Regions from separate parts of the Mus musculus genome. Here region 1 is linked to region 2. A link is a loop called in an ENCODE intact Hi-C map of the cell type or tissue named here. Cell type or tissue: gastrocnemius. All regions are shown on one strand. Each heading gives the region's core, and the rest is flanking DNA. Links, peaks and the distances in the headings are about the cores only.

What was found. Hi-C counts contacts between places; a loop is a spot of excess contacts. Peaks named below come from ENCODE experiments on the same cell type or tissue, not always from the same donor. Only the 100,000 strongest peaks of a DNase experiment are listed, where the experiment ranks them.
Region 1: it touches region 2 in a loop (8-fold over the local background); 19 of 42 quality-filtered maps call a loop at or near these places.

The regions. Positions count from the first base shown.
Region 1 is chr8:55,467,545-55,483,354 of GRCm38, forward strand. No RefSeq gene overlaps it. Among named protein-coding and RNA genes, the nearest start is that of Gm51595, 13 kb to the right of the region's middle. In gastrocnemius, for the core only: no CTCF peak of the experiment used is centred there; no DNase peak of the experiment used is centred there.
Region 2 is chr8:55,602,245-55,618,054 of GRCm38, forward strand. No RefSeq gene overlaps it. Among named protein-coding and RNA genes, the nearest start is that of Gm51600, 70 kb to the left of the region's middle. In gastrocnemius, for the core only: no CTCF peak of the experiment used is centred there; no DNase peak of the experiment used is centred there.

The DNA of each region.
Region 1 (15,810 bases), core at 6,980-10,979, 130 kb before region 2:
GATCAAGGGGGAAAGGCCCCTTGTGGGTGGGACCATCTCTGGGCTGGTAGTCTTGGGTTCTATAAGAGAGCAGGCTGAGCAAGCCAGGAGAGGCAAGCCAGAAAGGAACATCCCTCCATGGCCTCTGCATCAGCTCCTGACCTGCTTGAGTTCCAGTCCTGACTTTCCTTGGTGATGAACAGCAGCATGAAAGTGTAAGCTGAATAAACCCTTTCCTCCCCAACTTTCTTCTTGGTCATGATGTTTGTGCAGGAATAGAATCCCTGACTAAGACAGTGATATTTAAAGATTCCTTGTACATCACAATTATACACTCTATTTCCCAAAGATACTATAAATAAAAGTGCATACAAGTAACATTGTATTGACTGAACAGGATATATTAAGGTGTGTGTTATGTATGTGTGTGTGTGTGTATGTTTGTGTGTGTCTTTGTATGCATGTATACATGAACATAAATATATGTCTGTAGTAAAAATTAGTGGAAAAAGAGGCCATGAATTTGAAGGAGAGCTCAGACAGGGCATATAGGAGATGGTGGAAGTAGGAAATGGAAGGAAAAATGTAATTGCAGATATAAAAATAACAAAATAAAAATGCTGATTGTTCCTTGTATTTATTTTACTCTGTTGCTTTATTTAGTTACCTTGAAACTGTAATTGTTGTTAATTATTTTTAAGCTTGGTAACAACCTCAAATTTACCCTAGTCACCAAATATGTTTTATTTACTGTTAGAATAGCTATAATAGCATTTATTTATTTAGTAAAATACTTGTTAATTTGTAGAAAGGAGTCCTTTTGCTCTACTCAAACAGAATTCAAGGGGATTCGAATAGAAACATTTTCGGACCTTAAAATCTTAAGGTTTAGTGGTGAGACTTGCAAAACTTAAAGAGTATATTTCAATTCCTGTGATAAACCTGAAATTACAGGCTGTAGACACTCTGATGGAGGGCTTTTGTTCTGGAATTTAAGTTCTGAGTGCAGTTGTAGGTTTTTTCTATATTTTCAGCTCTTGCAGCAATGGGAGGTAGCAGGCACCAGAATGCACAGCAGGGAGTACTTGCTAGTGTTAGAAGAACTTTCTCTATTAAGATTGTGTTTTCATTCAGCTTACTATTTCCCATTTAAACATGTAATTGATGTTATTTTGTCCAATGTCTGCTTGCCTAATGTTTAAATGACTAGGGAATATTTATGTCTTTGAGATTCTGTACACTCTATATTCATAATGCTCCTAAATAATATTGAGATACATATACTAGAGTTGGGCAGTGCTTTGTCCTTGGCAACACAAAGATAAACATATCTCATGTTAAGATTTGAGAAAATTCTCTTTATATAAAATAGTTTGCTGATCAGAAGAGAGCTTATTTTAAAATTGTTACTTTATTCTATTTGAGTATGTAATCAGTCTGGGTGAATCATAATATCCCTGCATAAAAAAATAGACAGAGGAGCAAAAGCAAGATGGATGAGAGTTGATAGAACTCTTCATTCATGTGTTTAGAATCCTTGAGAGGAGATAACAATGATGTAAGACTAAGTGAGAAATACATGTTAAAGATCATTTTATAAAATGCCTTATATTTCAAAAACAGAAAATAATGATATAAAATATCTCCTTTAAACAAAAATCTGTTCGTAAAAATTGTATGAAGAACACAGGTGGTGCTGTTTTATGTAGGATATCTATGCAAATTCTTAAAAAAGTTACCTACCTCTCAACATTATTTTAATGACAAGAAAAAACATAAATTGATAATTTTTTATAATTTTTATTAGGTATTTTCCTCATTTACATTTCCAATGCTATCCCTAAAATCCCCCATACCCTCTTCCCCACTTCCCAACCCACCCACTCCCACTTTTTGGCCCTGGCATTTCCCTGTACTGGGGCATATAAAGTTTGCAAGTCCAATGGGTCTCTCTTTCCAGTGATGGCCGACTAGGCCATCTTCTGATACATATGCAGCTAGAGTCAAGAGCTCAGGGGTACTGGTTAGTTCATAATGTTGTTCCACCTATAGGGTTGCAGATACCTTTAGCTCCTTCGGTACTTTCTCTAGCTCCTCCATTGGGGGCCCTGTGATCCATCCAATAGCTGACTGTGAGTATCCACTTCTGTGTTTGCTAGGCCCCGGCATAGTCTCACAAAAGAGAGCTATATCTGAGTCCTTTCAGCAAAATCTTGCTAGTGTGTGCAATGGTGTCAGTATTTGGAAGCTGATTATGAGATGGATCCCCGGATATGGCAGTCTCTTGATGGTCCATCCTTTCATCACAGCTCCAGACACTGTCTCTGTAACTCCTTCCATGGGTGTTTTGTCCCCAGTTTTAAGAAGGGGAAACGTGTCCACACTTGGTCTTCATTCTTCTTGAGTTTCATGTGCTGAGCAATTGTATCTTGTATCTTGGGTATCCTAAGTTTCTGGGCTAATATCCACTTATCAGTAAGTACATATTGTGAGAGTTCCTTTGTGATTGTGTTTCCTCACTCTGGATGATGCCCTCCACGTCCATCCATTTGCCTAGGAATTTCATAAATTCATTCTTTTTAATAGCTGAGTAGTACACCATTGTGTAAATGTACCACATTTTCTGTATCCATTCCTCTGTTGAGGGGCATCTGGGTTCTGCAATCCCACCAACAATGGAGGAGTGTTCCTCTTTCTCCACATCCTCACCAGCATCTGCTGTCACCTGAATTTTTGATCTTACACATTCTGACTGGTGTGAGGTGGAATCTTAGGGTTGTTTTGGTTTGTATTTCCCTGATGATTAAGGATGTTGAACATTTTTTCAGGTGCTTCTTTGCCATTCAGTATCCCTCAGGTGAGAATTCTTTGTTCAGCTCTGATCCCCATTTTTAATGGGGTTATTTGATTTTCTGGATCCCACCGTCTTAGGTTCTTTATATATATTGGATATTAGTCCCCTATCTGATTTAGGATAGGTAACGATTCTTTCCCAATCTGTTGATGGTCTTTTTGTCTTGTTGACTGTGTCTTTTGCCTTGCAGAAGCTTTGCAACTTCATGAGGTCCCATTCATCGATTCTCGATCTTACTGCACAAGCCATTGCTGTTCTATTCAGGAACTTTTCCCCTGTACTCATATCTTAGAGGCTTTTCCCTACTTTCTCCTCTATAACTTCCAGTGTCTCTGGTTTTATGTGGAGTTCCTTGATCCACTTAGATTTGGCCTTAGTCCAAGGAGATAGGAATGGATCAATTTGAATTCTTCTACATGATAACTGCCAGTTTTGCCAGCACCATTTGTTGAAAATGCTGTCTTTTTTCCATGGGCAGTTTTTGCTCCCTTGTCAAAAATCAAGTGACCATAGGTGTGTGGGTTCATCTCTGGGTCTTCAAATCTATTCCATTGGTAACTCTGGAGATAGAAACCCTAGGAAAGCAATCAGCAAACAGAGATGAGAGCATCAGCAACAGAATACAAGAGATGGAAGAGAAAATCTCAGGTGCAAAAGATTCCACAGAATACATGGGAACAACAATCAAAGACAATGGAAAAATGCAAAAAGATCATAACTAAAAACATCCAGGAAATCCAGGACACAATGAGAAGACCAAACCTAAGGATAATAGGTGTAGATGAGAATGAAGATTTTCAACTTAAAGGGCCAGTAAATATCTTCAACAAAATTTTAGAAGAAAACTTCCCTAACCCAAAGAAAGAGATGCCCATGAACATACAAGAAGCCTACAGAACTCCAAATAGAGTGGACCAGAAAAAAATTTTCTGACTTGTAGTAATCAGAACAACAAATGCACTAAATAAAGACAGAATATTAAAAGCAGTACAGAAAAAAGATCAAGGAACATATGAAGGCAGATCTATTAGTATTACATCAGACTTCTCACCAGAGACTTGAAAGCCTGAAGTTCCTGGCCAGATGTTATACAGACACTAAGAGAACACAAATGCCAGGCCAGGCTACTATACCCAGCCAAACTCTCAATTACCATATGTGGAGAAACCAGGGTATTCCATGACAAAACCAATTTGACACAATATCTTTCCCTGAATTCAACCCTTCAAAGGATAAAAAGGGAAAACTACAACGCAATGAGGGAAAATAATGCCATAGAGCAAGCAAGAAAGTAATACTTCAACAAACCTAAAAAAGATCTGCAAGAACAGAATCCCAACTCTAACAACAAAAATAAAAGGAAGCAACAATTACTTTTCCTTAATATCTCTCAATATAAATGGACTTATTTCCCCAATGAAAAGACATCAACTAATAGACTGGCTATGTAAACAGGACCCAACATTTTGCTGCATACAGGAAACCTACCTCAGGGACAATAACAGATACTACCTCAGAGTGAAAGGCTGGAAAACAATTTTCCAACACCAACACTTTCACCAATGGACAGATTGTGGAAACAGAAACTAAACAGGGACACAGTGAAACTAACAGAAGTTATTAAAGAAATGGATTTAACAGATACCTACAGAACACTTTATCCTAAAATAAAACGATATACCTTCTTCTCAGCGCCTCATGGTACCCTCTCCAAAACTGACCATATAATTGGCCACAAAACCGTCCTCAACAGATACAAAATTATTCAAATTATTCCATGCATCCTATCAGATTGCCATGGACTAAGGCTGATATTCAATAACAACATAAATACTAGAAAGCCAACATATATATGGAAGCTGAACAATACTGTACTCAGTGATAACTTAGTCAAGGAAGAAATAAACAAGGAAATTAAAGACTTTTTAGAGTTTAAAGAAAATAAAGCCACAACATACCCAAACTTATTGGACACAATGAAAGCATTACTAACAGTAAAACTCATATCTCTGAGTGTCACCATAAAGAAACTAGAGAGAGCATACAGCAGCAGTATGACAGCATTCCTAAGAGCTCTAGAACAAAAGGAAGCAAATTCACCCAGTAGGAGTAGACAGCAGGTAATAATAAAACCTAGGGATGAAATCAACCAAGTGGAAACAAATAGAACTATAAAAAAAATCAAGCAAACCATGAGCTGGTTCTTTGAGAAAATCAACAGGTTATATAAACCCTTAGTCCGACTAACTAGAGGGCACAGTGACATTATGCTAATTAACAAAATCAGAAATGAAAGAGGAGACATAACAGCAGAACCTGAAGAAATCCAAAACATCATCAGATCCTACTACAAAAGGCTATACTCAACAAAACTAGAAAACCTGTATGAAATGAACAATTTCCTAGACAGATATGAGGTGCCAAGGTTAAACCAGGATCAGATTAAAGATTCAAACAGTCTCATTTCCCCCTAAAGAAATAGAAGCGGTCCTTAATAGTCTCCCAAAGTAAAAAATCCAAGACCAGATGGGTTTAGTGCAGAGTTTTTTCAGACCTTCAAAGAAGACCTACTTCCAATTCTCCTCAATCTAATCCACAAAATTGAAACAGAAGGTACTCTAACCAATTCATTCTATAAAGCCACAATTACTCTGATACCTAAATCCCATAAAAAAACAAACAAAAAAAAGTGAGAGAACTTTAGACCAATTTCCCTTATGAATATTGGTGCAAAAATACTCAATAAAATCCTTGCAAACCGAATCCAAGAACACATAAAATGATTATCCATCATCATCAAGTAGGCTTCATTCCAGGGATGCAAGGATGGTTTAATATATGGAAATCCATCAACACAATCCACTGTATAAACAAACCCAAAGACAAAAACCACATGATCATCTCGATAGATGCTGATTCTCAGCTAGTAGCCAACATCAAACTAAATGGAGATAAACTTGATGCAATCCCACTAAAATCAGGGAATAGACAAGGCTGCCCACTTTCTCCCTAACTATTCAATATAGTACTTGAAGTCCTAGCCAGAGAAATTACACAACAAAAGGAGATCAAGGGGATACAAATTGGAAAGGAAGAAGTAAAACTACAACGATTTGCAATTGATATGATAGTGACCCTAAAAATTCCACCAGAGAACTCCTAAATATAATAAACAGGTTCAATGCAGTAGCTGGATATAAAATTAACACAAACAAATCTGAAGCATTTATCTACACAAAGTTTAAACAGTCTGAGAAAGAAATTAGGGAGACAACACCCTTCACAATACTCACAAATAATGTAAAATACCTGAGTGTGATTCTAATTAAGGAAGTGAAACATCTGAATGATAAGAACATCAAATCTCTGAAGAAGGAAATTGAAGAAGATCTCAGAAGATGGAAAGATCTCCCATGCTCAAGGATTGTCAGGATTAATAGAGTAAAAATGGCTATCTTGCCAAAAGCAATCTACAGATTCAATGCAACCCACATCAAAATTCCAACTCAATTCTTCACCCACCTAGTTAGAAAGGGCAATTTGCAAAATCATCTGGAATAACAAAAAACCTAGAAAAGCAAAAACTGTTCTCAAAAATAACAGAACCGCTGGGATGGTGGCGCAAGCTTTAATCCCAGCACTTGGGAGGTAGAGGCAGGTGGATTTCTGATTTCGAGGCAGCCTGGTCTACAAAGTGAGTTCCCGGACAGCCAGAACTATAGAGAAACCCTGTTTCGAAAAACCAAAAAAAAAAAACAAAAACAAAAACAAAAACAAAAAACAACAACAACAACAAAAAAAACCAGAACCTCTGGTGGAAACACCATGCCTAACCTCAAGCTGTACTACAGAACAATTGTGATAAAAACTGCATGGTACTGGTACAGTAACAGACAGGTTAATCAATCGAATAGAACTGAAGACCCAGAAAGGAACTCACACACCTATGGTCACTTAATCTTTGACAAGGGAGAAAAAACCATCAAATGGAAAAAAGACAGCATTTTCAACAAATGGTGCTGGCACAACTGGCAGTTATTATGTAGAAGAATTAATCCATTCTTATCTCCTTGTACAAAGCTCAAGTCTAAGTGTATCAAAAACTCCATATAAAACCAGAGACACTGAAACTTATAGAGGAGAAAGTGGGGGAAAAGCCTTGAAGATATGGGCACAGGGGGAAAATTCCTGAACAGAACAGCAATGGCTTGTGCTGTAAGATCGAGAATTGACAAATGGGACCTCATAAAATTGCAAAGCTTCTGTAAGGCAAAAGACACAGTCAATTAGACAAAAGGCCACCAACAGATTGGGAAAGAATTTTTACCTATCCTAAATTTGATAGCAGACTAACATCCAATATATACAAAAAAAAAAAAAAAAACTCAAGAAGATGGACTCCAGAAAATTAAATAAGCCCATTAAAAATAAAATGAGGTACAGAGCTAAACAAGGAATTCTCAACTGAAGAATACCAAATGGCTGAGAAGCACCTGAAAAAATGTTCAACATCTTTAGTCATCAGGGAAATGCATATCAGAACAACCCTGCGATTTCACCTCATACCAGTCAGAATGGCTAAGATCAAAAATTAGGTGACAGCAGATGCTGGAAAGGATGTAGAAAAAAAGGATTACTCCTCCATTGCTGGTGGGATTTCAAGCTGGTACAACCACTCTGGAAAAGAGTCTGGTGATTCCTCAGAAAATTGGACATTGTACTACAGGAAGATCCAGCAATACCTCTCTTGGGCATATATCCAAAAGATGTTTCAACTTGTTATAAGGACACATGCTCCACTATGTTCAAAGCAGCCATATTTATAATAGCCAAGAGGTGGAAAGAACCCAGATGTTCCTCAACAGAGGAATGGATACAGAAAGTATGGTACATTTACACAATGTAGTACTGTTCAGCTATTAAAAACAATTAACTTGTGAAATTCTTAGGCAAATGAATGCATCTGGAGGATATCATCCTAAGTAAGGTAACTGAATCACAGAAGAACTCACATTATATGCACTCATTGATAACTGGATATTAGCCCAGAAACTTACAATACCCAAGATACAATTTGCAAAAAAACATGAAAATCAAAAAAAAAAAAAAAAAAAAAAAAGGAAGACCGAAGTGTAGATACTTTGTTCCTCCTTAGAATGGGGAACAAAATACACATGGAAGGAGTTACAGAGACAAAGCTTGGAGCTGAGGTGGAAGGAAGGACCATCCATAGACTACCCCACCCAGAGATTCATACCAAAATCAGCCACCAAACCCAGACACTATTGCATATGCCAGCAAGTTTTGCTGACAGGCCTTAAAGAGCATTCTCTTGTGATGCTATGCCAGTGCCTGGAAAATACAGAAGTGGATGCTCACAGTCATCTATTGGATGGAACACAGGGCCCCAGTGGAAGAGCTAGAGAATATACGCAAGAAACTGAAGGTGTCTGCAACGCTATAGGAGGAACAACAATATGAACTAACCAGTACCACCAGAGCTCATGTCTCTAGCTGCATATGTATCAGAAGATGCCCTAGTCGGCCCTCATTGGGAGGAGAGGCCATTGGTCTGGCAAAGGTTATATGCCCTAGTAAAGGGGAATTCCAGGTCCATGAAGTGGGAGTGGGGGGGTTGGGGAGCAGGGCGGGTGGAGTGTATAGGGGACTTTCAGGATAGCATTTGAAATGTGAATGAAGAAAATATCTAATAAAAATTGTTTAAAAAATGGTGTTCAGAGGGAATTTGAAGGAAAAGAATTTCTTGTAGAAAGGAGATTCATCTTTGAGTGTCTTACTGGATTTTAAATTAGTAGTTGAGTTCTGTGGACTGTATCTTGGGAAAGGTTAAAAAGCTGAAATCTCCAAGTGAGGATGCTTCAGTTCCACTTGGGAGAGAGAAGAAAGCAACTACAAGTGGGGAAGGAGGGAGAGACCTAGGAGGGAAAGTGGACAAGGTGGGTGTGGAAGCTGATCTGGTATTGGATGAGGAAAAATGATTGAATCCCTGAGGGCCAGCTGAGAAAATAGAAACAGGCCACCTCAGTAAATAGGAAGTTGGGCAAAGGGTGGGTGGGTGAGTGAGTGGGCTTCCAGAATGTACCAGAGACCTGGGAGGCAAGAGAATCTCAGGAATCAAAGGGGGGGGGGACCTTAGATGAAATGCCTGACAGTAGGGAGAGGGAACTTATAGAGCCCACCTCCAGCAGGAAGACTGGGTATCAAGTGAAGAATGGGGTTGCCATTCCACAGTCATATCTCTGACCCATAATTGTTTCTTTATGAAAGAATTGCAAGATGGAAATGGGGAGGAGTCTGAGGAAAAGAAGGTCCAGTGACAGACCCAAAATGGGATCCAGGTCAAGGGGAGGTCCCAAAGCCTGACACTGTTTCTGAGGGTATGGAGCACTCACAAAAAGGGACCTATCATGACTTCCCTCTGAAAGACCCAACAAACAGCTGAAAGAGTCAGATGCAAGTATTTTCCCCCAACCAACGGTCCAAAGCAGCTGACCCCTGTTGTTGAATTATGGAAGGGTAATAGAAGCAGAGGAGAAGGGTGACCCTGTAGGAAGACCAGCAGTCTCAATTAATCTGAACCCCTGAGATCTCTCAAACACTGTACCACCAAAGATACAGAATACACCAGCTGATATGAGGCCCCCCAACACACATACAGTAAAGGACTTCGGGGTCTGTGTTCATTCAGAGATGATGCACCTAACTCTCAAGAGACTGGAAGCCCCAGGGAGTTTATAGGTCAGGTGTGGTGGGGGTGAGGGCATCCATATGGAGACAGGGGCTGTAGGGAGGAGGTGTGGGATGTGGAGCCACTGAATTATGGATGGGGGGAAGGGAATGGTATATGGAGTGCAAAAATAAATTAGTTTGAAAGAAAATTTGTAGTTGAATAATAGTGTGGAAATCTGGAATTTATGTAAGTAAACATATTCCAAATCCCAGAGAGGAAACTTTATCAATCACAGATTCTTAAACAGTGGGTCATGTGCTGCAGAAAAAAATAGCAAAAAAATGATGTTAACTGTCAAGTTCTGCATGGCTGTAGAAAGGAAGGCATGACACAGTTTGTTGCCCCTAGAGCAGAGCTGGCATGACTTGGGCCTTCATGAGTACTGAAGGTTGGTGTGGGTGTGGGGATTGTTTGTTTAATAATGTAAATAATTAATTTATGTCCCGTCTTTGGGAGATGTTCTTGCTGCCAAGGCTGTAAGGGAATTTGCCCCCACCAAAGTTAATGACACCATGATAATTAGAAGCAGCAAAAGTTCAGGAACTGAGGGTGTGTCAAGTGTTCCCTAGAAAAATGGTAAATGCTGTGACCATTAGTACAGCCCATAAAGATATGGGAAAGCACTCTTAAAACATGGGTTCATGAACATATAATTTATTTGCTATGCAAAATATAAGTTTGCAATATGAATTGCATGAGGGACTTCACACATGTAAAAAAAAAAAAACAAGGGAACTGCACTAATGAGTCAGCTTGTCAGATACAATGGCAGGCAGATTTCTGAGTTCTAGTTCGGCCTGGGGAGGAGTGAATTTAGCCCCAATTGTGATGGGATGTTTATATCAGAGTCAGATCCCACACAGCTAGCTATTGTCTGTGCTTAGAAAGAGGCAGCTCTCTGGATTCCTTTGCTGTGTTTAAAAAAGAGGTGAGAGACTTTCAGGACTCATAGGGAGGGCCTTTAGATGAAATGCCCTACAGTGAGGAGAGGGAACTTGTAAAGCCCTCCTCCAGCAGAAAGACAGGGCACCAAGTGGGGAAGATCAAGTGTCATTCAACAGTCAAAACTCTTGACACCTAATTGTTCTTGTCTGAAAGAACTGCAGGGACAGAAATAGAGAGAAGCCTGAGGAAAATAAGGTCCAGTGACAGGCCCGAAGTGGGATCAAGTTCAAGGGGAGGCCCCAAGGCTTGACACTATCACTGAGGGTATGGAGTGCTCACAAAAAGGTTTCTAACATGACTGCCCTCTGAAAGACCCAACAAGCTGCTGAAATAAAATATTCAGGCAGACCAATTAGAATAAAACATGACATTTCATTGGAGACACAAAAAGCCAGAAAGACCTAGACATAGGATCTGTAGATTCTAAGAGACCATAGTTGTCAGCCCAGCATACTATCTACTAAAGTATGTATGTATGTATGTATGTATGTATGTATGTATGTATGTATGTATGTATCTATGTATCTATCTATCTATCATCTATCTATCTATCTATCTATCTATCTATCTATCTATCTATCTATCTATCTATCTATCTAAAAATTCAGCCTTAGAAGAAAGTCTTAGAAGAAAAACATCAACCCAAAGAAGTTAACCACATCCAAGAAAATTCAAGGAATAGATACTCCCCAACCATCAAATCAAAGGAGGAGAAACACACACACACACACACACACACACACACACACACACACACACTTAATGCCATCAACACCATTACTATCATTACCATCACCATAAAACAAAATAAAAGTACTTAACTAACACTGCTCATTAAGATAATTTTCAATGTCAGTGATCTCAATTTCCCAATAAAAAGACACAGACTAACAGAATGAATATAAAAGCAGATTCACACTTTTGTTACATCCAAGAAGCACAACTTCATATTAATAGTACCAAAGGTTTAAATAGACATTCCAGGAAAATAATTTAAGAAGTAAGTTGGAGTAGCCATTTTAATATTTGACAAAATAGACCTAAAACAAAACACAATCAGAAGAGGTAGGGAAGGATACTAAATACTCATCAAAGGAAAGTCCCATTGCTGCCAGCATCATTCCAGAGACTCCCTCCAGTAGCCAAGCCTGGTTGGAATGGGATCTTGCCCAGGAGACATTTTCCTCTCAGCAGGATCAAGAAGACTCAGCTTGGGGGTGGGAGCTCAGGAAGCAGCACAGAACCCAAGTCTATTCAGGTTGCAGGCCTGCAGCAGGACCCCAGCAGAAGAGCACTGGAACAAGAGATGGTGCTCACTGCCAGGCTGGCAAGGACAAAGTTGGGCTTGGGCAGCCAGAAGAGAAGTCCTGGCCCCAGGGCCACAGGTGCAAGGAATCCTACAGCCAGCCTGAGGCCCCCAGAGTCCTGCAGCTTCAGGGGTCCCAAGAGGAGAGGCTGCAAACTGTCATAGGCCGCCTCCAAAGCACAAGAGCCAAGAGGCCTCAACCCAGACAGACGATGATGGTCTCCTTCATCACCGAGCTCAAGAGCCCCAGCCAACAAGGACAGCCAGGACCCACTGGGGCTGCCTCTGCCCAAAATATGCACAGTCTTCCTGAGGCTCCTGCCCATCCTCCAGCCCAGAGGGCTTCCTGCCTTCTCCTTGGAGAAAGAGGCACCAAAAAGGGCCCTGCTAAAAGACCTGCTCCTCTCATGGCCAAGGCCCTGAAGGACTACAGAAAGTGCTTCTATAAAAGGTGAACCCCAGATGATTTCCACCACCAGAAAACCTGCAACTGAGACTTGGATTGACTGGACACACAGGCGCTTCCCTCCAGGGACTGCCACATGGTACACCCTGGGTTTAGGGCTCCGGGCAGACTTCCCAGCAGCTAATCTTGGCATTCTCACTGGACTTCTTTACAGAGTTTTCCACACCTTAACTTTTGTCCCATGTCAATTCTCAAAACATCTTCAAAAATAAATCAATATCTCTCCCCCAATCAACTTTGTGGGTTTATCTCTACATTACTTGGGAAGGATTAATACCCATGGACATAGATACAGTTTAGCAGTTGGACAAAGAGACTAACAGTCTGTCTGCTGACAGTTTTGCAAAGATACACGTAGGATCAGAGATGGAAGAACAGATACCTAGAGTCACAAAGAAAAGTAGGCACATCAATATGTTTCTGGAAGTCTGGCAGTAGACTTGACATCAGTGCCCACAAACCAGTAGGAATCAAGGCAGTTTGTGTGTGTGTGTGTGTGTGTGTGTGTGTGTGTGTGTGCCTGTGTGTGTGTGTAGGAGTGGGTGGAGTGTGCAGGTGTATGTGTGTGCATGCATGCACTCATGTGTGTGTGTGTTTTTATGGGTATGTGTCTGTGTGTGTGTTCATGTGTGTGTGTGGTACTAATATTTGTATGTGTGTAATGAAGAAAAGGAAAGTTACATGAGTACAGAGAGGCAGAGAGAGAGAGAGAGAGAGAGAGAGAGAGAGAGAGAGAGAGAGAGAGAGAGAGAGAAAGAGAGAGAGAGAGAGAGAAAGAAAGAAATAACTTGCCTATAGCATCGAGAACAAAACTGAAACAAGGTTCCCAGACATTGTCTCTCCTTAGGGTAAGAGCTCAGATGGATTGGCACTTAAACTTAAAGCATGCTTTAGAGAGTCCTAGGGATGCAAGCAATGACACGTGTTGGTGTCAGCAAAAGCCAAGGGGAAAACCAGCAGTATACCCACCAATTGTATAGTGAGTATTGGGTAATCACACATAGTGTGTAAAGGAGAGAGAGAAAAGAGAGATAAAATATTGATAGTGAGAAAAAGAGAGAAGGCATGAGCCAGAGAAGCAGGCAAAGGTCCAAAGAGGATGAATTCAAGGCAAGGTGCAGATAACCCTAGACACAGAGGCACAGAATCCCATCTACAACCCTGAAATACAAAGGTGTGGCTGTGCACCTGGTTCTATGCACCTGTGTGGACTTCCATTGGCTACAAGGTTGTGGGAAGAAGCAGCAAGAGGCTTGCAGCAAACAGGTGCCTCCAATAAGTTTTCCTACAAAGGAAAGGAATTTGCCCTAAGGAGGTTCAGTGGGTGGAGGTCACATGGCCGGGTCGCCATTTTGCAGTATGAGGAAATGTATGAGGAGAACAGATTCCATCCTGTTTTGTTTGTTGGTTTACTTAGTTGGTTTTGGTGTTGGTGTTGGTGTTGGTGTTGGTGTTGGTGTTGGTGTTGGTGCTGGTTGTGGTTTTGCTTTTGGTTGGTTGATTGCTTTATTTCATTTACATAGATAGATAGATTGATAGATAGATAGATATGTAAATTTTTTCCATCAGGTCTTTGTTTGGAGGCCTACAGGAAACCTTGAGATTTGGCGACTGGGCGTGGCTTCCATGCCTGTGTGTGACAGCCATCTTGAGACTGGGCATGGGTGAGGTCCCACCTGTTAGTGGCAGTTATAAAAGGGGATGCCTGACAGAGGCAAGGGCTTCTAAGCTGTGAGCTTCTGTCTGTAGGTGTTCTCTCTCTGCTCAGGAGAGCACACACCGGACTAGAGGCAGGTCACAAGGTGAGTCTGGCGTGCAGATCGAACCTAGAGAATCCAGCCCTGTCCTCGGGAGTGGTCATGGAGACTAGCTCCGAGGCAGGTGTTCTGCAGAAGCTGCTGGATCGCCTTTGCCAGGAGACCGACCCAGGAAAGATCTACAAAACGCTGAAGAAAATGTCTTCTCTTCCTTCTCTGTGTGACTGCCTTGCAGAGATTGGCTTCAGAGAAACCATCAAGTCCTTGAAGAAACAGCAGCTCCTCGTGCCCTTTGTAAAGGACTTAGTGGCCCAGTGGTCCACTGGGTTCCTGCTTGGACCCCACCCTGAGCAGGCCCGGCAGGACTTTGACTTGGAGAAGGGCCTCACAACGGAGGGCCGGAGCACCTCCCCAGAAGAGAAGCCCCAGGAGCAAGCATCCCAGGAAGTCCGCGGACATGGGAAAGAGGTTTTCCTTGGGCTTTGCAGCTGCTGCCCAGGCAGCAGCTCTTGCCTAAGCCAGAGCCGAAAATCGCACCAAAGGTCCAACCGTAGGGCACCTCACATTCGAAGCCCGCATCCAGGAGAAAACTGGAGCCCTGAGCTGCAGCAAGATGTCCAGAACCTGATGCACCTAGGAATGTCCAGGGCGAGCCTGGAGGAGCCTTGGCAGCAGGAAGGGGCCAAGCCCCTCTCCAGAAAGCCAGGGGCTGGGCCACAGGAGCCCACTGGGCTTGTGTTTGGTGGGCACAGAAAGTGCCAGCCACCAGGCAACTGGGAGCAGGAGGAAGCCCCTGGAGCTGGTTCCTCCTGGGCTTGCCTCAATTGGGAGTGCTGCTCTCCTTCCTCTTCGGAGCAGCCACGGGGCAAGAGGCAGAGGTGGGAACCCCCGTGTCCAGCCGAGGCCCAGAGTCCTCCTGCAAAGGTGCCTCGAGATGAGTCTGGAAGCTCCATGGATCTGAGTCCCATTGCTGCCAGCACCATTCCAGAGACTCCTTCCAGGAGCCAAGCCTGGTTGGAATGGGATCTTGCCCAGGAGACATTTTCCTCCCAGCAAGATCAAGAAGCCTCTGCTTGGATGTGGGAGCTCAGGAAGCAGCACAGAACCCAAGTCTATTCAGGTTGCAGGCCTGCAGCAGGACCCCAGCAGAAGAGCACTGGTAACAGAGATGGTGCTCACTGCCAAGCTGGCAAGGACAAAGTTGGGCTTGGGCAGCCAGAAGAGAAGTCCTGGCCCCAGGGCCACAGGTGCAAGGAATCCTACAGCCAGCCTGAGGCCCCCATTGTCCTGCAGCTTCAGGGGTCCCATTGGGAGAGGATGCAAACTGTCATAGGCCGCCTCCAAAGCACAAGAGCCAAGAGGCCTCAACCCAGACAGACGATGATGGTCTCCTTCATCACCGAGCTCAAGAGCCCCAGCCAACAAGGACAGCCAGGACCCACTGGGGCTGCCTCTGCCCAAAATATGCACAGTCTTCCTGAGGCTCCTGCCCATCCTCCAGCCCAGAGGGCTTCCTGCCTTCTCCTTGGAGAAAGAGGCACCAAAAAGGGCCCTGCTAAAAGACCTGCTCCTCTCATGGCCAAGGCCCTGAAGGACTACAGAAAGTGCTTCTATAAAAGGTGAACCCCAGATGATTTCCACCACCAGAAAACCTGCAACTGAGACTTGGATTGACTGGACACACAGGCGCTTCCCTCCAGGGACTGCCACATGGTACACCCTGGGTTTAGGGCTCCGGGCAGACTTCCCAGC
Region 2 (15,810 bases), core at 4,954-8,953:
AACTGCTTCTATTTCTTTAGGGGATATGGCACTGTTTAGATCGTTAACGTGATCCTGATTTAACTTTGGTACCTAGTATCTGTCTAGAAATTTGTCCATTTCGTCCAGGTTGTCCATTTTTGTTGAGTATAGCCTTTTGTAGGAGGATCTGATGGTGTTTTGGATTTCTTCAGGATCTGTTGTTATGTCTCCCTTTTCATTTCTGATTTTGTTAATTAGGATGTTGTCCATGTACCCACTAGTGAGTCTAACTAAGTGTTTATCTATCTTGTTGATTTTCTCAAAGAACCAACTCTGCGTTTGGTTAATTCTTTGAATAGTTCTTATTTCCACTTGGTTGATTTAACCCCTGAGTTTGATTATTTCCTGTTTTCTACTCCTTTTGGGTGAATTTTCTTCCTTTTTTTCTAGAGCTTTTAGATGTGTTGTCAAGCTGCTAGTGTGTGCTCTCTCCAGTTTCTTTTTGGAGGCACTCAGAGCTGTGAGTTTCCCTCTTAGAAATGCTTTCATTGTGTCCCATAGGTTTGGGTACGTTGTGGCTTCATTTTCATTAATCTGTAAAATTCTTTAATTTCTTTCTTTATTCCTTCCTTGACCAAGGTATCATTGAGAAGAGTGTTGTTCAGTTTCCACGTGAATGTTGGCTTTCCATTCTTTATGTTGTTTTTGAAGATCAGCCTTAGTCCATGGTGGTCTGATAGGATGCATGGGACAATTTCAATATTTTTGTACCTTTTGAGGCCTGTTTTGTGACCAATTATATGGTCAATTTTGGAGAAGGTCCCGTGATCTTTCCATTGGTGAAAGTGGTGTGTTGAAGTCACCCACTATTATTGTGTGAGGTGCAATGTGTACTTTGACCTTTACTAAAATGTATTTAGTGAATGTGGCTGCCCTTGCATTTGGAGCATAGATATTCAGAATTGAGAGTTCCTCCTGGAGGATTTTACCTTTGATGAGTATGAAGTGTCCCTTCTTGTCTTTTTTGATAACTTTGGGTTGGAATTCGATTTTATCCAATGTTAGAATGGATACTCCAGCTTGTTTCTTCAGACAATTTGCTTGGAAAATTGTTTTCCAGCCTTTCACTCTGAGGTAGTGTCTGTCTTTTTCCCTGAGATGGGTTTCCTGTAAGCAGCAGAATGTTGGGTCCTGTTTGTGTAGCCAGTCTGTTAGTCTATGTCTTTTTTTGGGGGGGAATTGAGTCCATTGTTATTAAGAGATATTAGGGAAAAATAATTGTTGCTTCCTTTTATTTTTGTTGTTAGAGTTGGCATTCTGTTCTTGTGGCTGTCTTGTTTTAGGTTTGTTGAGGGATTGCTTTCTTGCTTTTTCTAGGGTATGATTTCCATCCTTTTATTGGTTTTTTTCTGTTATCATCCTTTGAAGAGCTAGATTCGTGGAAAGATAATGTGTGAATTTGGTTTTGTCATGGAATACTTTGGTTTCTCCATCAATGGTAATTGAGAGTTTGGCCCCGTATAGTAGCCTTGGCTGGCATTTGTGTTCTCTTAGTGTCTGTAAAACATCTGGCCAGGCTGTTCTGGCTTTCATAGTCTCTGGTGAAATGTCTGGTGTAATTCTGATAGGCCTGCCTTTATATGTTACTTGACCTTTCTCCCTTACTGCTTTTAATATTCTATCTTTATTTATTGCATTTGTTGTTCTGATTATTATGTGTTGGGAGGAATTTCTTTTTTGGTCTAGTCTATTTGGAGTTCTGTAGGCTTCTTTTATGTTCATGGGGATCTCTTCCTTTGGGTTTGGGATGTTTTCTTCTATAATTTTGTTGAAAATATTTGCTGGCCCTTTAAGTTGAAAATCTTCATTCTCATCAACTCCTATTATCCATAGGTTTGGTCTCATTGTGTCCTGTATTTCCTGGATGTTTTGAATTAGGATCCTTTTGGGTTTTGTATTTTCTTTGATTGTTGTGCCAATGTTCTCTATGGAATCTTCTGCACCTGAGATTCTCTCTTCCATCTCTTGTATTCTGTTGCTGATGCTCACATCTATGGTTCCAGATTTCTTTGCTAGGGTTTTTATCTCCAGCATTGCTTCACTTTGGGTTTTCTTTATTGTGTCTACTTCCCTTTTTAGGTCTAGTATGGTTTTGTTCATTTCCATCACCTGTTTGGATGTGCTTTCCTGTTTTTCTTTAAGGACTTCTAACTCTTTAGCAGTGTTCTCCTATATTTCTTTAAGTGAGTTATTAAAGTCCTTCTTGATGTCCTCTACCATCATCATGAGATATGCTTTTAGATCCAGGTCTAGCTTTTCTGTTGTGTTGGGGTACACAGGACTAGGTGGGGTGGGAGTGCTGCATTCTGATGTTGGTGAGTGGTCTTGATTTCTGTTAGTAGGATTCTTATGTTTGCCTTTCGCCATCTGGTATTCTCTGGAGCTAGTTGTTATAGTTGTCTCTGGTTAGAGCTTGTTCCTCAGGTGATTCTGTTAGCCTCTATCAGTAGACCTGTGCGACTAGATCTCTCCTCTGAGTCTCAGTGGTCAGAGCACTCTCTGCAGGCAAGCTCTCCTCTTACAGGAAAGGTATACAGATATCTGGCCTTAGGACCTCCCTCCTGTCCGAAGACGAAGGCCCAAAACAGGACCTGTCCCAAAGCTGAGTTGCTTTGGCCTGTCCCAGAAGCTGTTAGCTTCTGTATTCTACACTCTCACCTGTGCAGAATATTCTCGGAGGAGGGCTGGAACCAAGATGTCTGCAGCCGATGCTCAGGCAAAGCGCTCCTGGGCCGGGCGAATCCCTATCCTCTGGCCGGGAAAGTGGCCCGCTGTCTGGGGCCCGAAAAGGGGGCTGCCTTAGAAGCTCTGTGGCTCCTGCCTTTCCCAGAATCTTTTAGCTTCTGTATTCCATACTCTTACCTGTTCAGAATACACTCGGCGGGGTCCTGGAACCAAGATGTCTGCTGCTGATGCACAGGCAAACGCTCCCGTGCCGGGTGGACCCCTTTCCTCTGTCCAGGAAAGTGGTGGATGTCTGGGGCCTCTTGACTTAAATTCTTAAGGTTTAATGGTGAGACTTGCAAAGCTTAAAGATTATAGTTCAAAACCTGTGATAAACCTGAAATTTCAGGCTGTAGACACTCTGATGGAGGGTTTTTGTTCTGGAATTTAAGTACTGAGTGTAGTTGTTGGTTTTTTTCTATTTTCTCAGCTCTTGCAGCAATGGGAAGCAGCAGGTACCAGCAGGCACAGCGGGGTTTACTTGCTAGTGTTAGAAGAACTTTCTCTATTAAGTTTGTGTTTTCATTCAGCTTACTATTTCCCATTTAAACATGCAGTTGATTTTATTTTGTCCAATGTCTGCTTGCCTAATGTTTAAATGACTAGGGAATATTCATGTTTTTGAGCTGTACACTCTAGATTCATAATGCTCCTAAATAATATTGAGATATATATCCTAGAGTTGGGCAGTGCTTTGTGCTTGGCAACACAAAGATAAACATATCTCATATTAAGATTTGAGAAAATTCTCTCTATATAAAATAGTTTGCTGATCAGAAAAGACCTGATTTAAAAATTGTTACTTTATTCAGAACTCTATCTGAGGATGTAATCAGTCTGGGTGAGTCATAATATCCCTGCATAAATAATAGACAGAGGAACGAAAGCAAGATGGATGATAGTTAATAGAAGTCATCATTCATGTGTTTAGAATCCTTGAGAGGGGATAACAATGATGTAAGACTAAGTGAGAAATAGATCTAATCCTATCTGTAATCATTTTCAAAAGTTGTAGATGTTTTTCCTGACCTATAGTATGAACTTCAATGTTCAGATTAGACTTTAATGAACACTCAGTTAAAAGTATTTTTTTTTCAAACTTTGCTAACTGAAAGGAACATTATATTGTCTTTGAAACTAATTTGGACACAGTGAAAAGGAAAAAAATCCTAAATTATCTTTTAAAGTCTTTGATATCTTCTCCAATAAAAAACTGATGTGAAATATAGGTCATATATTACTGCTCAAATTTTTCTCATGTAAAACTGTCCTTGTACATCTGCACAAAAAAAAAAAAAAAGAATGTACTTTGCTCCTACCCACTATGTTTTAGGGAATGCAGACAGCTATATGCCCAGCAATAATGCAGCAAAAATATGGTCAAATTAAAATTTTAAAGTATAAAATGAAAAACAGTGTTCAGGATCTTGGGTTCGAACTCTGCAGAGGGTCCAAAGGTCCCCAGAGGACTCTCCACACCATAGGCACCCTAGCACACCCAGGATCTTGAGATCATTGGTGAGTGGAGTGCAAAAACCCATAGGGTTTTTTGCCAGCAGGAACAGGGACAAAGAAAACCCACCCTACCATTGGCTGGGGTTCATTCTGGACAGTGCTAGCACCAAGCCACTTTGGGCACAATCTCGGCAGGCCCTAGCGCACGTAGGATCTTGGGATCACTGAGACAAATCTACTTAGGAGAGCAAATGGGCATCAGAAGCAGCAAAGTTTCTTGGACAGGGTCCCTTCGGGCCTTCATCCTCAGCCAGGAGTGATACATAGCTGGGATACAGTCACCTGGAGACCTTCCCTCCCAGAGGAGAATTGGCCTCCAGGGAGGGCTCTGACCCTGGGACTCAGGAGGTGGATCTGAGCTAGCTTATTGTCTGTGCATAGAAAGAGGGAGATCTCTGGATTCCTTTGCTGTGTTTAAAAAAGAGGTGAGAGAATTTCAGGACTCAAAGGGAGGGACTTTAGATGAAATGCCCTACAGTGAGGAGAGGGAACTTGTAAAGCCCTCCTCCAGCAGAAAGACAGGGCACCAAGTGAGGAAGATCAAGTGTCATTCCATAATCAAAACTCTTGACTCCTAATTGTTCTTGTCTGTAAGAACTGCAGGGACAGAAATAGAGAGAAGCCTGAGGAAAGCAAGGTCCAGTGACAGGCCCAAAGTGGGATCCAGCTCAAGGGGAGGCCCCAAGGCCTGACACTATCACTGAGGGTATGGAGTGCTCACAAAAAAAGCGGTCTATCATGACTGCCCTCTGAAAGACCCAACAAGCCACTGAAATAAAATATTAAGGCAGACCAATTAGAATAAAACATGACATTTCAGTGGAGACACAAAAAGCCAGAAAGTCCTGGACAGAGGATCTATAGGTTCTAAGAGACCATAGTTGCCAGCCTAGCATACTATTTACCAAAATATCTATCTATCTATCTATCTATCTATCTATCTATCTATCTATCTATCTATCTATCCATCCATCCATCCATCCATCCATCCATCTATCTATCTATCTATCTATCTATCTATTTATCTATCCACCTATCTATCTAAAAATTCAGCCTTACAAAAGTCTTAGAAGAAAAACTTCAACCCAAAGAAGTTAACCACATCCAAGAAAATGCAAGGAATAGATAATCCCCAACCATCAAATCAGAGGAGGAGAAACACACACACACACACACACACACACACACACACACACACACTTAATGCCACCAACACCATTACTACCATTACCATCACCATAAAACAAAATAAGAATACTTAACTAACACTGCTCATTGAGATTATTTTCAATATCAGTGATCTCAATTTCTCAATAAAAAGACACAGACTAACAGAATGAATATAAAAGCAAGATCCACCCTTTTGCTACATCCAAGAAGCACAACTTAATATTAATAGTACCAAAGATATAAATAGACATTCCAAGAAAAGAATTTAAGAAGTAAGTTAGAGTAGCCATTGTAATATTTGACAAAATAGACCTAAAACCAAATACAATCAGAAGAGGTAGAGAAGGACATTAAATACTCATCGAAGGAAAAAAAAAAAAAAAAACTACCAAGAAGACATGACAATTCTTAGTATGTATGAACCAAGCATAAGTAAAAGAAAGTTCATGAAATAAATACTACAGTAACATAAATAAATTACATAGTGAGCCTCAACCACTAATAGTGCAATGCTTCAATATCCCACTCTTGCCAATATACAGGTCACCCAGACAAAAACTAATCAGAGAAACTCTGGAGCTAACTGATGCTATAAATCACATGGACATAACATATATTTGCAGCACACTTTGGTCCCTTCACCACTATAGCATACCTTCTTAGCACCTTGTAGAGGACTCTCCAAATTGACCACATAATCAAACATAAAGCAAGTGTCAACACATAGAACAAAATTAAAATAATAACCTCCATCTTATCAGATGACCATGGATTAAAGCTGGATAGCAAGAATAAAACATCAATGGAAAGATTACAAACTCATGAAAACTGAACAATTCACTACTGAATAAAATCAGGTAAAGGTAGAACTTAATAAATTGAAGACTTTGAAGAATTAAATGTATATGATACACAGCATACCCAAACCTATGGGTCACGATGAAGGTAGTTTTATGAGGCATGCTCTCAGCATTCATGCCTACATAGAGTGAGGGGGAGTGTGTGTGTGTGTGTGTGTGTGTGTGTGTGTGTGTGTGTGTGTGTGTGTGTGTGTGAGAGAGAGAGAGAGAGAGAGAGAGAGAGAGAGAGAGAGAGAGGAAGAGAGAGATCCCACGCTAGTAATTTAACATCACACCTGAAAGCTCTGGAACCAAAAGAAGAAATCAAGATTAAAAGTAGATAACAATAAAATAATAGTAAATAGAGGGCTAAAATAAACAGGCTAGAAAGAACAACAACAAACACACTCACACACAAACCACAAAAATATAAAGAACCAATGATGTAAAGTGTTGGCAAATATTTTGAGAAATTCAAAAAGATTGACAAACTCTTATCTAAGTTAGCTAAGAGTTGGAAACAGATTAGCTAAAGTAATAAAATTAGAGATGAAACAGAGAGCTTAACCTTTGACATCAAAAAAATAGATAATTATAAGGACATAATTTAAAAACCTGTATTCCATCAAATTGGAATATCTAAAAAGAAATGGTTAATGTTCTCCATGCACACCACCTACTAAAGTTAAATCAAAATCAGATAAGAAATGTATACAGGCCTATAACCCATATTTAAAAATAAGTACTAATTAAAAGACTCCCAATCAAAAACTCTTCAGAGCCATGTAGTTTAATTGCAGAATTCCACTGGACTTTCAAAGAGGAGCTCATTCCATAATGCCTCAAATTTCTCAACAAAACAGAAACAGAAGACACATTGCTCACTTCTTTTTATGAGGCCACATTTAGCCTGATACCTAAATTGCATAAAAACTAAGAGAAAGAGAATTACAGACCAATTTTCCCTGATGAGCACAGATGTATACTGTTTTCAGTAAAACACCCAAAAATCTAATTCAAAGACACATAAAAAACATTGTAAACCATGCTCAAGTTGATTTCATACCACAGATAAAGAGATGGTTCAAAATTGTAATGTAATAAACATAATCTACCATATAAACAAACTGAAAGACAAAAAACACATGATCATCTTCCTAGAATCAGCAGAGTCCTTTATCAACATCAAAAACTACTTCCTGATAAAATTCTTAGAAAGATTAGACTTAAAATGGACACACCTCAACATAATAGCAGCAGTTTACAAAAAGCTCATCGCTACCATCAACTGAAATGGGGAGAATCTCAAAGCAAGTTTGGAGAGAAAGAAGAACATACATTTTTTGATGGTAGACAACATAGTAGTGTGTATATATATATATAAAACCTTGAAAATTCCACTACAAGAGTCCTACAACTGAAATACACTTTCAGCAGTATATAAATTAACAGAAAATTTAGCAGCCCTCCTGTATACAAATAAGAAACAGACTGAGAAAGAAATCAAGAAAACAACACTTTTCACAATTGCCTCAAGTAATCTTAAAATATCTTGGGATAACTCTAAAAAAGTGAAAGAATTGTATAAAAAAAAATTTAGGATATTGAAGAAAGAAAGTGAAGAAGATATCAGAAGTTGGGAAGAATTTTTTCTGTTCATAGATTGTTGGATTAATATAGTAAAAATGGCTAACCTAGCAACAGCAATTCAAACACTATCCATAAAATTCTCATAAATCTCTCTCCAGATCTTGGTAGAATAATTTTCATCTTCGTACGAGTACACACACACACACACACACACACACACACACACCAGCCAAAATTAAACAGACAAAATGAAACAAAATAAATGAAAATGAAGACTAAAACCAACCAACCAACCATTCTACCAAAAACAACAACAGGAAAGAAAAATCCATCCTCAATAATAAAATAACTTTTGGAGTTATCACAATACTTTATTTTAAGCTATATTACCAGATACATTGATACATTGATCAAAGAGATCAAATTGATAAGTCATATGTAAATCCACATATGTATGGATACCTATGTTTTGATAATGAAGTCTGAAATATTCCCTACGGGGGAAAAAAAAGACACATTCTCAATTGAACGGTGTTAGTCAAACAGGATAGTGGTGTGTAGTGAATCCAAATAGATCTATATTTACCATCTTTCACAAGACTTAAGATTAGATGGTTCAAAAACTGCAACATAAAAACAGATACACTGAACCTGATATAGGAGAAAGAGGGGACTAGCCTGGAATTCATTGGCATAAGGAAACACTGTTAGCACAGTCACTGTAATCAATAATAAATTGATCTCTAGAAGCCCTTCAGAGTCCTTAAGCAAAGCAATTTCTTATGGAATAGGAAAAAAAGTTTTACCAACCACACATCTTAGGGAGGGCTAATATCTAAATTATATGAAGAACTTATAAAAGCATATATTAAGAAAATAAGTCATCCAATAAACAATGGGGTAAAGATCTAATCAGAGAATTCTCACAAGAGGAAACTCAAATGGCTGAGAAACGCTTGAAATGTTCAATATCCTTAGTTGTCAGGGAAATGCAAATCTAAGCTATTTTGAAATTTAATCTTACACCCATAAGAATAGCTAAGATAAATAAAACAAGTGACAACTTTACTGGGGAGGATGTGGAGTAAGGGGAGTACATACTTGTACAGCCACTATGGAGATCACTGTGACAGTCCCTCAGGAAGCTGCAAATAAATCTACCTCAAGATATACTTGCTTAATCATGTTCATTGCCTTTCTAGTCATAGTAGGCAGAACTTACAAACTACCCATATGCATATCACAAGATGGATAAAGAAAATGTACATTTTCACAATGCATTATTACTCAGCCCCTTAAGAAAAATGAAATCATGTATTCCCATCTAATTGGATGTAGCTAGAAAACATCATACTCAGTGACAGGATCAAAAAGACAAGTATGGTAAGTATTTAATTACATGTGGACATGAGCTAGTAAGTCAATGACAACCAAGTTACAACCAGTAGAACCACAGAGGATATGTAATATGTATGGCATTGGGAGTAGGGAGGTAAGAAATAAATAAAATAGTTAGGTATGGCTGGGAGTTGGGCTGGAATGGGAGGATCATGTCTAGAAGAGGGTGAGAGAGGGAATATAGGGAGGGTAGCTGAAATTCAAAGCTATTTCAGGTTAGTATTGAAGTTTAATACAGTAGAAGTATGCTAAAGTATATACATATATGAATAGTACTTAAAATCATGTGCCAAACACTGGAGGATACAGCTCTCACTGGCCATCCCTTGTCTCCAAAGGAAGCTTTCAGTATCTTGATTGGGTTATATCTAATTGATTTGTCTAAAGTGGTTCCATGGGACCTCCCTCCACCCCCAAACATCCCAAATTGTTGCCAAGACAATAGATTGTGCTCCACAAGCTGATACCCAGGCTCCTTTGCTGAAAGAAGTAATCTACACAATTCATTAAACATGAAGAAGTTGAACTGGTGATTAAATAGAGTATTTTCACCTACATGGTAGAGTTTTGGGTACAGGAAGAGACTAGACATGATCCCAAAGGATAAATGTAAATTCAAACCCAGCCATGAATCCTTAAATCTATATTACTGTCCTCATGTCAAGATATGTCAGCACAAAGCTTGTAGAAGTAAAAAATATCTTAGTGAAGGCCCACCCTACAAGGTTATTCCATTTCAACATGGCTTGAGTGACCAAGAACTTGAGACTAGATAGCTTATGGACCTAGGATAAAATAAAAGAGTAGTATTCTGAACAAAAGTAATAAAAAATAGGAACAAAATGACTTTTAATGACATTTTTCTATACTCATATATTTGTGCTTTCTTAGCCAAAATCAGGGTAATTTTCACCTGAAGGGTACAGGAATAAATACAGAGACCCACAGTCAGACACTGCACAATGAATTTGTGACCTTGTAACACACATTTCTGAAAGAGATGTCCTCATCAAATCCCTGGCCTCAAGGCTCAGGGAACCCAATGAAAGAGGTGGCAGAAAGCATATAATAGCCAGGTGGGTGAAGGATACCACACAAGCATGGTTTTTTAAATCAATATGATAGGCCAACCTATGAACCCACAGAGATGGAGGTAGCATGCCCAGAGCCTTCAAGGTTCTGTACTAGATGAGGATCAGCGATGAAAAGAGAAGTGAACATATGCATCCTTGCCTAGCCCAGAAGTGATTGTCAATTGGTAACTATTTGCAAATAAACATTTAGTTCCCTCTAAGGGAGTCTCAGTGTAGAAGTAAAGTACTCTTTAAAAAAAAAAACTTTTATTTGTTTATTTATTTATTTACACTCCAGATTTTATTTCCCTCACCCCCTCTCCCCAGCCAACCTTTGACTGTTCCACCTCCCACACCTCCTCCCAACTGACCTGTGCCTATCACTCATCTTTAACTCAACCAGACTTCTAAACTCCCTGGGGCCTCCAGTCTTTTGAGGGTTAGGTGCATCTTCTCTGAATGAACCCAGACCAGGCAGTCCTCTGTAGTATATGTGAGGGGGGTCTCACATAAGCTGGTGTGTGCTGCCTGGTTGGTGGTCCAGTGTTTGAGAGATCTCAGGGGTTCAGATTAATTTAGACTGCTGGTCCTCCTACAGGGTTGCCCTCCTCCTCAGCTTCTACCAGCCTTTCACTAATTCAAACACAGGGGTTAGCAGCTTCTGTCCATTTGTTAGGTGCAAATATGTATCTGACTTTTACAGCTACTTGGGTCTTTCAGAGTGTGGTCATAATAGGTCCTTTTATGTGAATACTCCATAGACTCAGTAACAGTGTCGGGCCTTGGGACATCCCCTTGAGCTGGATGCTACTTTGGGCCTGTCACTTGACCTTTTCTTCAGACTCCTCTCCATTTCCTTCCCTGCAATTCTTTCAGACAGGAACAATTATGGGTCAGAGATTTGACTATGGGATAGAAACCCCATCCCTCACTTGATGCTCTGTCTTACTGATGGAGGTGGGCTCTATAAGTTCCCTCTCCCTACTGTCAGGGTCTTGTACCTCCCAGGTCTCTGATACATTCTGGTACTTCCCAACCTCCTACTTCCTGAGGTTGCCTGTTTCTATTCTTTCTGCTAACCCGCTTCAGTCCTTTTTCCCTCACCCAGTACCAGCTCAGGTTCCCCTCTTCCTCTACCCCCATCTACTTTCCCTCCCAGGTCCCTCCCTCCCTCCCCACTTGTGGTTGCTTTCTTCTCCCTCCCAAGTGGGACTAAGGTGTCCTCACCTGGGCCCTTCAGCTTGTTGACCTTTTTGATTTCTATAGACTGTATCTTGGGTATTCTGTAATTTTTTTTTTTGGCTATTGTCCATTTATTAGTGAGTACATACCATGCATGTCCTTTCTTCTGTGCTTGGCTAGCATAGATAGCCAATAGAAAAGAACAGCTATATTTTGGAGGTGCCTTGTCTCATTATGTTGTGTCAAGGCATTTTATTTTTTATTTAAAAAATCTTTATTTTTACTTGTTTTCTTCTTTGCTTTTAATGTATAGATAGTTTCCACATATATTATGGATACTGATTTATTGTTTGTCAGTGTTGTCTGAGTGTGAAATGAGTGAGTTCTTTTTTGACTTCCCTTGGGCTCTTTTCCTTCCAGTGTTTTTTTCTAATTCTAATGTATTAGTTTTTGTGTCACCTTATCTTATCATCATATTATACTGTATTTTATTATACTCTGTTAATCATTATTATCAACTAGATGCCTGCTTGTTTTCTAATGAGAGATAGAAAAGAGTAAATCTGAACTGGAGGACAAATTGGGGGAAGTGAAAGGAGTAGACAGAAGGGAAACTGTAGTCAGAATATATAATATGTGTGGGAGTTGTGGAGTCAATGTTGAGAAGGAAAGAGTGAATGGAGAGAGAGGTGCCACAAGCTGATGCCATTCCTTGAAGAGTCCTGAATGTTGTACACATCATTAGATCTAAGATGGCTCCCAGAATATCAGTGAGTCAGCAAAAGGTTACCAAGGCCAGAGTAATAACTGCTTCTATCTACCTCAAGACCTAATGGGTGACAATGATCCTCCACCCCTCCTGAATTACCTTATCAGGCAGGGGGCATATGGTGGTGGTGACAGTATGGTTAGATAAAATTGGCCAAGAATTTAGGGACTTGGGATTACCTCAAACAATGTATATAAGCTTATGCACCAGGCAATAAATTCAGAATTCCACCACTCAGATTTCTCCAGGAGTCTGATTTTCAGAGATAAATCATCTGGCTCCATCATCTTTCCGCCTCCACCTCCATCCTCAGTCCTGTTCCCACATCTGGTGCCTGAATAGGGACTCCCAAAAGTTCTGTATGACAAAAAGCAGATAAGTAGACTTCTCCAAAGAAAATGGGCAATGCCAGCTCTCAGAGAAAGTGAAGTCAATTGAAGGTTTTGAAAGAATCCTTGGAGAGTAGACAGATGACATGTTCTAAAAAGATACTCAATACCTTTTATGAGAAAGTTCTGGACTTATGTCTATGGATGGTAGCAGGCACTATCTTGAGCTGCCTTGGTGATTCTGTACTAGATCCATAGCCAACGCCAGTATTGCTTTGCAAATTCTGGGTCTGACTCCCAATAGCTCCTCCATAAAGCTCAGAGGGCACAGCTGCCTCTGTATATAATGAGGTAGCCAGCTGATCCAGCAGATTTTGCTGCGTCAGACAGACAGACGTTGAAAATCAATGTGGAGTGAAATCATCTCTACCAGCATTTCCAGGAATCTTACATCCTCCCGTGGGAAGTGGTCCCTCACAGAGAACCTGGGAAACTTACTCTTATGGAGGGGCTGCAGAAATATAGAAAACAGTTGCTGAGAATGGGCTATATTCTCTGTTTGTGGAGCAGATGGTTGAATCCAAGGCAATGACTCTGAATAGCCTACAGGATTGGAAATCTATTTATGAGATCTGTATTGTCAGGGGTAAATTTCTACAATGTAAGACAGGATTTTACTATAAGGCTGAGATTTTCAGACAGGTAACTTAACTAGACAAGTGACCATCCCCTCCACTTACTAAAGCTTTTCAGGGAGAGAATAATTATAGTTATCCTGCTGTTCCATTGTAGGGACTGCTCAGGTCTCCCTTTGCTCCATGATCACTGTCAGGAAAGTTACTGAAAATACTTAATTATCTCTCATGGGCCTGCAGCAGATGAACATTTTTCTTTCGTACTTCTTGGTATTGATTGTAGGTCACCTATGTGTTGGTGCTGCTCGGCCAGCCTTGTGACTCTCCCCTCCCACTGTGGGCAGCAGTTGAGCAGCATTGGCAAAGGAACTTGATGATTTCCCAGTTTCAATCTGATCTCACTCATCTACCACCTGACCCAGCACAGCCACCTGATACTGAGGTCACTCCTGTCCTTATCCCCAAGGCTCAGTGGCTTAGGGAAGACCAGCCAGACTGGATCCTGCCTGGAGGATTAGAACAATGGGACATTCTCACTGGTCATACCACAAAGTAGGGATTTGTGGTAAGTTACAAAAAATAACTTAAGTGCTCAAAAATGTGGGGCTCTATGTTGGTGCTGAAAAGGGACAGTGCCAGGAGCCATACTTGTTAAAACATCTGATACTATTTAGCTCCTAAAACTGCAATTCACCTTTCCAATATTTCTTATGTTAGCCTCTATACCGATCTTTTAACATGGATCCTTCCCTACTTGCCTATCACCTCATTATTTTGGGACAATTGACTCTGATATTCCAACTATTAAAAATAATCTAGAGGGCCCAAAGAATTAATTGGTATCACCTTTGAAGCCATGGAAGTCTTGGCCAAAGTTAATGAGGGCCTTCATGATGCTTTCCTTCATTGATTTAACACATATTTAGAAGTATGGGGCCTTGTCCTCCCAACACAGGACCTCCCTACTGGAGTTCTCCAGAGCCCTGACATAATACTACATTGAATTCACTTGTCTTGCTCTTAGCACCCACTGTTAACCATTTTGTTGATAGTTCATTTCTAACAGCTTTCATGGGGCTAAAAAAACCTCTTTACCACTTCTTTATCATTACCCAGGCCTAACTGTAATACCTTTTACTCAGGGTTTGCTTTTGTGGGCATTTAACTCTCACCATATAGCTCAGCAATTACTTGTTAGCCATCATGGGAAGTTAGATAATCATTTCCCTAACCATGAATTTTTTTCCAACTTGCCTATCATGAGCATATCCAATAGGCATTTTGTTTCTGAAAGGCCCATCCCACAGGCTGCCTGTGACTTCATGGATGCCTCTAAGAATGGTTTGGGTTCTGTCATATATAGCTTGAATAACTCTACTCCAAAAGTGTTTAAATAATACTTCAACAGTCCAGTTTAATTAGGTGAATTGCTAACTTTACTTTACATTTTAACTTTACTGAGTATTGGCTAGGGAACATCAACATCTTCAGGGATAGCCAATATGCCATCAATTTAATCAGATCTCTACCATCAGCTTTTGTCAAGCCCTCTGGTCGACCCTTACACCTGACTATGATACAATACAATCAATGAGCAAATGGTCTCACACTTTTATATCAAACATGCTCATCTTCATCTTAATCTACTAGGTAATCTTAATCCTGTAAGGCAACTGAGAAATATACCAGCTGTTTTCGACATTTTTATCATCCAGTTAGAAGTAGTGCAATCCCTACATGCATGGTTCCAAAATTTTGCCCATTTATTACATAGACTTTTCTCTAATGTTACTCCACCCCCATGCAAACATTTAGTGTGTGCCTGCTCAGCCTACAGCCTGCTCATCCCTTTGGCACCATGGCAGCCTGTGGATGTTAAACCTCTGATGCCTTTATTCATTTTGCCTAACTCATTAAGGCAATTTGATGTCACTCACATCCCTGAATTTGGGAGTTCAAAATATGTCCGTATAGAATTTTTCTCTTAAGTTTTTGCTGTAGTGCAACCCAAAGAAAATGCCAAGATGGTGATACCCTCCATGAGAACAACTATGCTGGACATGCATGTTCCTTATGTTATAAAGGCAGACAATGGGCCAGCATACATTAGTGCATTCTTTGCCTCCTTTTGCTAGGACTGGTATTTCCCACTCAACTGTAGTTCCCCATAACCCTCAAGGCCAAGATATTGTTGAGCAGTCTCCACTCCTCTATTAAACAAACAGTGGGGATATGGGGGACTTGACTGGAGGGATAAATTAATAGAAAAGTGTTAAATTTTGACAAGCAAGATCTCTACCCAACCCTACAGACCCAGGAAGGGTCCAGCCCTTCTGCCAACAATGGGACCAGGATTTGTTTGTGTCTTTCCAGAAGGACCACATATGCCCATTTGTATTGCTGGCAGATTTATCAAGTCCTGTACTGCCAGCAGTACAGGTAGAGCAAATGGGACCACTGAGGACAGCCTTGCAGAACAACATAGGTGGTAACTATGTCCCCACCTGAAGTTCTTGTAAAATAGGCACAGAGAATGTCTCCAGAAGGACCAAATACAGGACCTTA